2 separate regions of the Homo sapiens genome follow, and region 1 is linked to region 2. The links are chromatin loops, found by intact Hi-C in ENCODE. Cell type or tissue: psoas muscle. All regions are shown on one strand. Region 1 overlaps CALM1 (calmodulin 1). Region 2 overlaps TTC7B (tetratricopeptide repeat domain 7B).

Region 1 (5,000 bases), 170 kb after region 2:
CATATCCATGGAGACAGAAAATATAGTAGTTTCCGGGGATTAGGGGATGGGGGGAAGGAGGCAGAAAGGAAGATGGGAATCACTGCCAATGGGTACAGGGTTTTTCAGGGTGATGAAAGTGTTCTAAAATTATATAGTGGTGATGGTTGTACAACCCTGTCAATATACTAAAAACCACCAAATTGTGTATTTTTAAAAGGTGAATTTTATGGTACATAAATTATATCGTGAGGAGAAAAAGTTATAAGGAGTAAGAAGATTGTAATATATTCGTATATATACAACATGTAATTGTACATACTAAAGAATAGTATGCTTATTAAAAAAAAAACTTACACATACAGTGGGACCCCATGTTGTAAACCCTATCTCTGCATCCATATGGTGAGAAAAAAATTCCAAAAGGAAATACAGAGTCTCAGCTATAGTTTATAGGTTATGGGTCATTTGACATCACAAATTTTAAATAATCAACAGCATTTCTATTAAATTCAGAAAAATGCTTTTGTAAAAATGGGAATGGGTTGGCCAGGCACGGTGGCTGATGCCTGTAATCTCAGCACTTGGGGAGGCTGAGGCGGGTGGATCACAAGGTCAGGAGATTGAGACCATCCTGGCTAACACGGTGAAACCCCGTCTCTACTAAAAATACAAAAAATTAGCAGGGTGTGGTGGTGAGCGCCTGTAGTCCCAGCTACTCGGGAGGCTGAGGCAGGAGAATGGTGTGAACCTGGGAGGCGGAGCTTGCAGTGAGTGGAGATCAGGCCACTGCACTCCAGCCTGAGCGACAGAGCAAGACTCCATCTCAAAAAAATAAAAATAAAAATGGGAATGGGCTGTTAATTAACTTCTTGTCATTGAAAGGGAGAAAGCCCAAGTTCTGCCTTGTGGAAACAGGATTAGATGTCCAGTGTTAGAAGTATTCCAAGTTTGAGAATCACCAGATATGGATACCTGCACTCAGAGGAAGTTTTACCTATATGACCTGTTCCTTTTAACTAAGATATGATTTTATAATTACTTTTTTACTTATTTTCCATTTTTAAAACAATCTATCTCAAATCTTGATTCTGATATGTCTATGCAGGAAAAAATCTATCTTTTGCTAAAAAATGCAGTAACTTAAAAAAAATCACAACTTGAAGGGTATACAAAGACTCAAAATGAAAAATCAGTTTAAAAGCAAACATGCTTACATACAGCCAGGATCTAAAGATCTTGTTGTAACAAAATGTTCAAATAATTATATTGCTAGAGGAAACTCTGGATTTTCCTTTTAGCCTTTGTAAAACTGAAAATAAAACTAAGATATGATATTGAAAAGACTATCTGGGGCTGGGTACAGTGACTCATGCCTATAATCCCAGCACTTTGGGAGGCCAAGGCGGACAGATGACCTGAGGTCAGGAGTTCAAAACCAGCCTCGCCAACATAGTGAAACTCCGTCTCTATTAAAAATACAAAAATTAGCCAGACGTGGTGGTGTGCGCCTGTAGTCCCAGCTACTCAGGAGGCTGAGGCAGGAGAATTGCTTGAACCCAGGAGGCGAAGGTTGCAGTGAGCCAAGATCACACCACTGCACTCCAGCCTGAGTGACAGAGCAAGACTCTGTCTCAAAAAAAAAAAAAAAAAAAAAAAAAAATTATCTGAGCCAAGGCACAGTGGCTCACACTTGTAATCCCAACACTTTGGGAGGCCAAGGTGGGAGGATTTGTTGAGCCCAGGAGTTTGAGACCAGCCTAAGCAACATGTGAAACCGCGTCTGCATAAAAAAATTTAAAAATTAGCTGAGCACAGCAGCACATCCCTGTAGTCCCAGCTACTGGGGGGGCTGAGGTGGGAGGATCATTTGAACCTGGGAGGTGGAGGCTGCAGTGAGCTGTGATTGTGCCACTGCACTCCAGCCTGAGTGAGAATGAGACCCCACCTCAAAAGAGAAAAAAAAAACCCCACAATCTGAATGTGTCAATTCACACTCATTCCTAAGGTTCCTGACACAAAGAACATAATTCTCATGAGGAAAACTGCCACTTGATTTAATCAGAGTTCAGGGGCTTTAATGGGAGTTCTGGTCCATGAGCTAACTCCTCCCACTCCTTGGCAGAGAGTTGAGGGCAGTGGGAGAGAAGCACCAAGCTATAAAAAGCTTTATGTTTTATTTCCTTCTAAGGCATCCTGAGTCATTGGGTGCTCCAGCCCCCCAGTGCCCGGGAAAGTTCAGCTTGAATCGGAAATGTGTGTGTGTTTTTCTAAACCGGAGCTGCTGAAAACCAGATGATGTCACTTGGACTGAATCCCTTACAGGCCCAGTGGTAGCCTCCTATTTCCGTCCTGGGAGAATGGAAGTCACTTAACAATCAGTTTCTCTGACCCAGGTTCCAATATTACATCACGTCTTAATAGCAAGCTTAACCTCCACTCCACCTCCAACATGAAGCTGGTGAGAATTTTTAAATCCCATTTGTCATCTCAAAGGACACAGCACTCCTACACAATTTTGCCTCCCATCCTTTAGGCTGCAATTTCATCTATCTAAACACAAAGTGATGCCAAACCAGGTCGGTCATAATCCTAGAAAGCCACAGGCAGAAGGTACCAAGTCCAATATGATCTTACCAAGGAGGATACCAAGGCCTGGGAAAGGTAAAGAACCTGCCTGAGGCTGGAGGGACAGAACCAAATCCAGAAGCCAGGTCTAAAGCCTCAGAGCAGAGGGCCGTCTCCACGGTGATGACCATGTCCTTATAGTCCCAGCTCCTATGTGCAGGAGGGGCTCTTTAAATGCTTTCTGGAGATGTGTCTCAAGCCTTCTGTCGAAAGCAGGGCCTTATCCCGCCCCGCTTTTCAGCCCTCTCACTCCTTCTGGGCAGAGTGGGAAACACACGAGGCAGCTGGAAAAGGCCTTTCTGGAAGCAAAGGGGGCAGAAGCAGGCAGCCTCTCCTGCTACATCTAAGAACCAGGGTCTGGGCCAGTGTTGACTAAGGGGAAGGCTTCAATGCCAAGGTCCTAAATTGTACTTGCATCCCACCCCACTTTCCTCAGCTGTCCCGCTCTTGACATGAACCAAGGTATCATCTTGGTTGTCATCTAAAATTCCCATCTTATTGAAAAAAATGTATTTCTTTATACAAGTCCTAAAGAGGCTTGGATTGGGGTTAAAAGGAAACTAATCCTTATGGTGTAAATTTTCCGCATAAAAAGCAAGCATGGACAAGTTAATAGGCTAAGAGAATAGGTTAAAATGTCAGCTATTAACACTCAAACTACTTAAAACTAGGGTAAGACGGTTGTGGGATGTGTCTACGGTTATTTCTGGCCCCTCACTCTCACAGTACTAGAGACCCAGTGAAATTACATCTGAGGGCAGGTCTATCTTGTTGAGAGCAAAAGGAATTGAAAGCTATGCAAGCTAGAAACCTACACAGTTCGCAGTTAGAGATGAAAGGCTGCAGAAATGTTTATTGAATACAGTGCCAGGTTTATAAATAAAACGTATTTACAATTTCCATAGAGTTGGTCCCCCATCAGAGAGGTGGTTAAATCTCCAAACAGTTTATCTCAAGATTTACAGAAACGTCCAAGTACATCTCCTTTTCAAATAGCCATGGTGAAGGGCAACTTCAGTAACAAAAGAACTACCACCATCTTTGCTACAGAAGTGTTTAATAAACATCATAATAGATTTGGAGAAAGAACACACACTCCACCCATGCCACTACCTTCTTACTCCAAGGGATACAGACAGCAAAGAATTTCTGTCTCCTACAGGACAACTTCAGGGGATTAAAAAAACAGTAACTGCCAGCTGGAGGGATAGATTAAGACACATTAGTGGAAATCTAGTCACTGCCAAAGGAGAAATATATTTAGGATATACAATAAATAATTCAAATGCTTAAAATAATTGAATGAACGGAAGAGTAGACTTGACCAAATTTACATTCGTTGTTCAGGAAGAGATTCCCAGTATGCTGAGGGGTTCGTGGTAAGCTATTCCTCTGACGAGACACAGCAGCGCTGGGCCTACTGCACAGCCGTTCATTACAATATTGTTACAAGTACAATCAGACATGCATTTATAAAGAGAATATAAAAATATGTACAATAGCTCATTTTCAATGTGTGTAAGTTGCCGAAAGACACCAATGAAAGTGTGCAAAAATTCATTTGTCAAAAAATCAGAAAAAGCCTTCCTTGGCAACAGTGCATCAAAAGCCCATCTGAAATATCGAGATCCATTTGCCTCGCTCAACACCTACCCCAAACAGATGGAGAACAAAACTATGAAAGGGTTTGCCAAGTACTCAGCAGTTTCTTATGGCAAGTCTCAGGCTAAAGCAGGATGCCAGTTCAACTAATCACTTTATATATAAATATATGTATATATTTATAGAGTAGTTAGAAGTAGGGGCAAGAGTTTACAGGAAGGTCCTAACCAACTTCAAGGGCACTGCCAGGACACCCAGCTATTTCCTCTCACAAACTCATGCAGACTAACACCCAACGCCTGGGCTGGTCATCCCCCCAAATACCAGGGCGGAAGGCTACAGTGGATTCTGCCTCACCTCTGCTCAAAACTGGAACTCAGCATTCCCTGGAGGGGGAGGGTGTAGGGTTTCTGGTTCCCAGACAGGATCCTGGCCATACAAGAATCCTGTTTCAAAGGTAGTCTTTTAGGATACGCTGCAGGACCACTAAGAGTCCACCCAGCTTCTAAAGACTTGAGGGTTAGAAGGCTACATTTCGAAAAAACAAGTCAAATATCCCCCTCCAGCCCCCTTTGAAACTACCGAGAGGTCATCGACCACAGGCCTGAGACTGGGTCAGCAATCAGGCTCTTTGACCACCCCCTGCCACAAGAAATATCCAGGACATTAACTTACTCAAACCAGGAACCCTATCTCACCAGAAGAGAAACCCCAAGGTAACCTTAGGCATTCCTTTCAGATTCAGGTAATTACAAAAGCCAACCCTTAGCTCATAGTGTCAACATCTCCTC
Region 2 (5,000 bases):
GCACATGACCCTCACACCCTCTTCTGCTTCCAAAGGCCCCATGCAGTTAGCTTGCCAGGCTGTCACATGGCCTGAAGCCAGAGGGCACCGTTTCTACCATAGTTTATGCAAATGGCACCCCCAGAGTTGGCTGTGTATAGCCTCAGCAGCCCTACCCGACATCCTGTTAGGTGCTGTGGTCTCCTGGCCAGCAGTCTAAGCCACCCTGTGGCTCTGGGTTTGATAAAGACATTCTTGTGGCCGTGGGGCATTGTCACTGTCATCTCAGCCTCTGTGCTGCTTGCAGTAGCCACCTTCGGGGGTTTCCACATCCCGGGGAGACTTCAGGATGACAGTCAGAACACTTTACAAACTGGGAGACTCTCTTGCCTTAAGGGAGCCTGAGACTCCAGCATGTCTCTGAGGCCATTGGCTGGGAGGGAGCATCCTACCAGCGGGGGTGTCTGGCCATGTTGCCCTGAGAGGTGGGAGGCAGATGAGTCACCCTAGTGTCCACACTGCACAGGGGTGTGGCGGCGCTCAACGAGTGCACATCCTTCGTCTACAGCCTGGGCCAAAAGCCTGGGGTTGCCCTGCTGCTCCCACCCCTTGCCATGGATCATTCTTGAGAGACCCTGGAGCCGGCCACCTGGCCGTGTCGGTTTCAGTTAGGTGGGGACACTGCTCGCTCAGGAGGGTTCTGTCCGTTATGAACGTGTGTTAGTGCAGCTGCCTCGGCAGTCCTCTGTCATCTTCCTGCGAGGGTCTGAATTGAAACTCACAAGTTACCAGGGTCTGAGGAGCTTGTGAAAAGCCGTGCCACGTTCCCTGGGCCTGCATGCTGGGCTTTGGTTCTGAATTGTTGTTTCATTTTTAGCAGTAGACATCGCTGATGTCATGAACCGCAGGAAAGAAGAGCCTTTTATTATAAAGCTCAGGGCCCTTCGTGTCCGCACCCGTGGAGGCTTAGCACCCATAACCAGATGGTGGTGTGTGATATGGAAGAGTGAGCACTGGACAGGGAGTCTGAGGACACAGTTCTGGTCCCAGCGACATCAGCTGCTTGCTCTTTAACCTCAGGAAAGGCCCCTAAGCTCTCAGCACCTCAGTGTCCTTTCTGCAAAATGAAGGCATTTGACTAGACAGGCTGTGTCTGTCCAAGACTAATAGGATGTGGTTTTGTAACTAATAAGTAAAATGTTCCCCAAAGCATCCCAAAGCCTTCATTATCTTGCCATTTCTCATAGTAATGTTGCAAAATGTAGAAAGGGGCTGGGCACTAACTGCTGGTTTCCAGCAGAAGAATGCTGATGCACTGGGAATTAGGCCCCATGGAAAGAGTGTCTGCTTACAAGTTACATCTGCACTCGAACTAAGCCCTGGTCCTGACTCCTGGGGAAGCTCGGACTTGTCACTTAACCTTTAGGCACCTTGTTGTGTTTAGGTGAATTGGGCTCCTACCCCAGTGGGATGTTGTGAGAAAGAATGAAATGATTTACATAATAATCTTAGCAGAGTTCCTGGCACCTAGTAGGTGCTCATGAAATAGGAAACTGAAGACAGTCATTTTCAGTTTTAAAAAGAAATCAAACCTTACCATAATTACAGCTACTTAATTTTTTCCAACTTCCCTTTGTGAGTCTTCTGTGGCCCCAAACAGATTTATAAATAATTTTACATATTATCCAAATGTTAGTCTGTTTGATTAAAAATACTACATGGCTTTTAATTTTTTTCTCACTATTAGAAGAGGAATTTGTAAAGAGCTTGTCAGATCTCTGTGCTTTTGCTGAGAGCATCTAGAAGACGTACAATCCCCGCCATGTCCCAGCCTTTTTATTAAAAAGAGGCTGCATGTTTCCATCTCGGGGACTATGAATTATTCAGGGAAGTATTTCTTGTTCATCCCCAAGGGGAACACATGAGACAAAAGATCAAATAGGAAAATCGCACCGGGAGAGTTTTCTGTTTCACCTTTGGAGCTTTTCAAGACACCTGAGATGCCTGACACATGCCAGGCACTTTCCTTTCTGAAAGGAGCAAGCAGTTGACCCAGCACGAGGGAGCTGGTGAGTGAGACTAGGGCCATGGTGAGCCCCGCCTGCTGGGTCCATCGGCAATGACTGAGCCTTACTAGGCTCAGAGACATGAGCTGCTTTGGAGATCTTGCCAGTAGAGAGGGGTCATCATAATAAACTATTAAAACCTCTCTCCGTGGATCCTGAGATATTGAAAAACCATCCAGATTGGAGGCAGGATGAGAAGAGCGAGACTACAGATTTGAGGAGTTTAGAGTCTCGCAGTCAGAAACTTTGCCCAGTGACTGATCAGTGTGGCTCCCGAAGGTAGCTTGAGCACGCCTTCTTGGTGATTTTCTAAATGATGCACCTGGCCTGTGTTCTCCCCAGCCTGTCCCCAGGAGCCCAGCCCACAGCCAGGGGGAGCCCCATGCAGCCAAGGGCAGGCCCCCCTCCCACTGGTGCTGCAGGACCCTCTGGTGCCTGTGGAGGGGCAGCCCATGGACCCCACAGGCTCTTCAGCCCTGAGACATCACACTCCCTCTCTGTCCTCTTCCCTACAAGCTACACAGGGAAGCTGTGTTTCTGTGCCCTTCGATGGAGGAAGGGAGGAAGGGGGTCTTCACGTATACCCTAGAGGCCCAGGAGGAGGCCCTGGAGCCAGGCTGGCCTGGGTTAGAATCACAGCTCTGGCCCCATTCGCTGTGGGGCCTTGGACAGGTTATTCACCCTCTTGGTGCCTCATTTTCCTCAGCTATATAAATGAGGATAACCGCGCCAATACAACATGCAGACAGATTAAACCCAAGAACTGACATCTCTTGCTAAGTCACAAAAGGTTCTGTCTCTACCCTCACGGAAGGTGGATTGGTTTGCAAGCCCCTGAGTTAAGAGGAAGGTGTCAGCAGGGAGATGAGAGGCTGTCTTACCAGGTCAAGCCCCAGGGAGGAGGCAGGGCCCCGACCTGTGTGGCGGAGAGTGGCGGAAACAGAGCTGAGCGTTGACAGTTGCCTGGCACACAGGGAGAGCGGCGAGGGGGAGGCCAGGGAGGCCAGGGTCAGAAGGTCAAGACTAGAAGGAGTTTAAAGAACAGAGCCCTAGGGAGCATCAAAGAGCCAACTACGGAGGCTCCAAGGGAAGGAGCCAACTGGGAGACAGGTCGTGGATCATGGGAGAGGGTAGAAAGTGTGCTTGCAGCAGCCCTGATGCTCAGAGAGGAAGGCAAGGAGCCAGGGGACAAGCAGTCAGTGGGGGCTGTTAGGGAGAAGGAAGCCTCATTGTCTGTGTCACAGGTGGTGGTCAGGTGGCTGATGTGACGGCAGAGAACAGTTATGCCAGGAGTTGTAAGTGGCAGCAGGTGCCAGATCAGCAGCTTGCAGGAGGGCTATGGCTTAAGCAGAAATGCAAACCTGTTAGTATTGTTAAAAAGCAAGAGTGACTTTAGTATTCATGAACAGTAAATCAGAGGTCAGACTTGACAAGAGAAATGTAAATTCAACCCCAGAGGAAACGGACGATCTTCTAATAGCTTTAGCCTTCATGTATGTGTCTAAATTCATGTGTAGTGAGAAGGGAGCAGAGAAATCATGTGTTTATTAGCAATAATGAGTTAGCACAAGACAAGGGAGGCAGAGATTGCTGAGGATGGGCAGGTATTACGGGAGCAGCATGCTAGAGGGATAAGGAGTTGCCAAGTAATGTTGTTGACAAGGGGAGGAATTCATAGACTGACCAGACTTTTTCCAGAAAATCTAAAGGCATATTTTTGTATTATTTTTGCATAAGTGTATAAATTTACATTTATTCGTGTGCTATGTTAAAAAGCCTTTAGCTCCCAGTATGCAAAATGAATTAAAGAAACATAGAGCAACTTTTTCCAAAGCAGTTATTCCATGTTCTGGGGTGGGGAGAGGAGAGAAGCATGGCTCATGGTGGACAGAGGAGCAGAGAACCAGCATCCCTGGACAGTCATTCCCAGGCCAAGGACAAAATCACCAGGACAGGGACAGGCTGTGCAAACACTGACATCTGGTTGCCCTCTGATAACGTCAGCCTGGGCTTTTGAGGGCAAGTGTGAGGTTGGAAAGTAAGAAGGGAACAAGGGCTTTCAGGAGAGAGAAGAACATGGAAGGGAGCCAAGAAGGTTGCGTGGAGGGGAGCTGATAAGGCCAGGATGGGAAGTATTGCTAGGGAACAAATGTGTGCTGGAGAATATTAGCAGGAGGCTCGGGTCCGCCTCCAGTCCCTTTGACAGGTTGAGAAAAGGTGTGAAGCAGAAGCAGATGGCAGGGGTCAGCCAGGGCTTGGCGGAGTGGACAGCAAGTGGAGTGAAGTGGGGTGAGGCCGCTTTGAAGAGGCCTGTGGGCCGAGAGGGACCGTGAGCCAGAGAGGGACCATGAGCCCGAAAGGGACCATGAGCCAGAGAGGGACCGTGAGCTGAGAGGGACCGTGAGCCGGAGAGGGACCGTGAGCCGGAGAGGGACCGTGAGCCGGAGAGGGACCGTGAGCTGAGAGAGACCGTGAGCCGGAGAGGGACCGTGAGCTGAGAGGGACCGTGAGGCGGAGAGGGCCTGTGAGCCGGAGAGGGACCGTGAGCTGAGAGGGACCGTGAGCCGGAGAGGGACCGTGAGCCGGAGAGGGCCTGTGAGCCGGAGAGGGACCGTGAGCTGAGAGGGACCGTGAGCCGGAGAGGGACCATGCACTGAGAACCATGGAAAGAGCATCGGGACAGCAGTGAGATGGAGCCCCCACCCTGCAGTGGGGAAGGAGGAGAACTGCTGCGTCCACCTGCAGGATGAGCATTCCCCAAGGCTAGGACGGAGGCCATTATATTTCACAGCCAATGCTGAGAAGTGACGAAATCTAGATTAAAAGCATGAAGGGGCCATCCCCTTAAATGAAGTTTCCAAGGCAAGGCTGAGGGCCTGGAAAGGGACAGAAAGCCATCAGCCCTTTGTGAGAAGATGGCAGAGGGGCTGTGTTTCACGCACTGCCCCCCAACCC

What was found. Peaks named below come from ENCODE experiments on the same cell type or tissue, not always from the same donor. Only the 100,000 strongest peaks of a DNase experiment are listed, where the experiment ranks them.
Region 1: a loop joins it to region 2, with 2.6 times the contacts of the local background. A loop is called at or near these places in 4 of 110 quality-filtered maps.

What each region holds. Positions count from the first base shown.
Region 1 is chr14:90,406,702-90,411,701 of GRCh38, reverse strand. CALM1 (calmodulin 1) reads right to left here. Exons shown (of 6, transcript NM_006888.6): 6 at 3,434-5,000. Among named protein-coding and RNA genes, the nearest start is that of CALM1, 12 kb to the right of the region's middle. In psoas muscle, no CTCF peak of the experiment used is centred here; a DNase peak (open chromatin) is centred at 2,201; H3K27ac peaks cover 3,458 bases.
Region 2 is chr14:90,573,040-90,578,039 of GRCh38, reverse strand. All of the region lies in intron 19 of TTC7B (tetratricopeptide repeat domain 7B), which reads left to right. Among named protein-coding and RNA genes, the nearest start is that of TTC7B-AS1, 67 kb to the left of the region's middle. RefSeq lists an enhancer at 2,787-3,660. In psoas muscle, no CTCF peak of the experiment used is centred here; DNase peaks (open chromatin) are centred at 519 and 3,029; H3K27ac peaks cover 3,352 bases.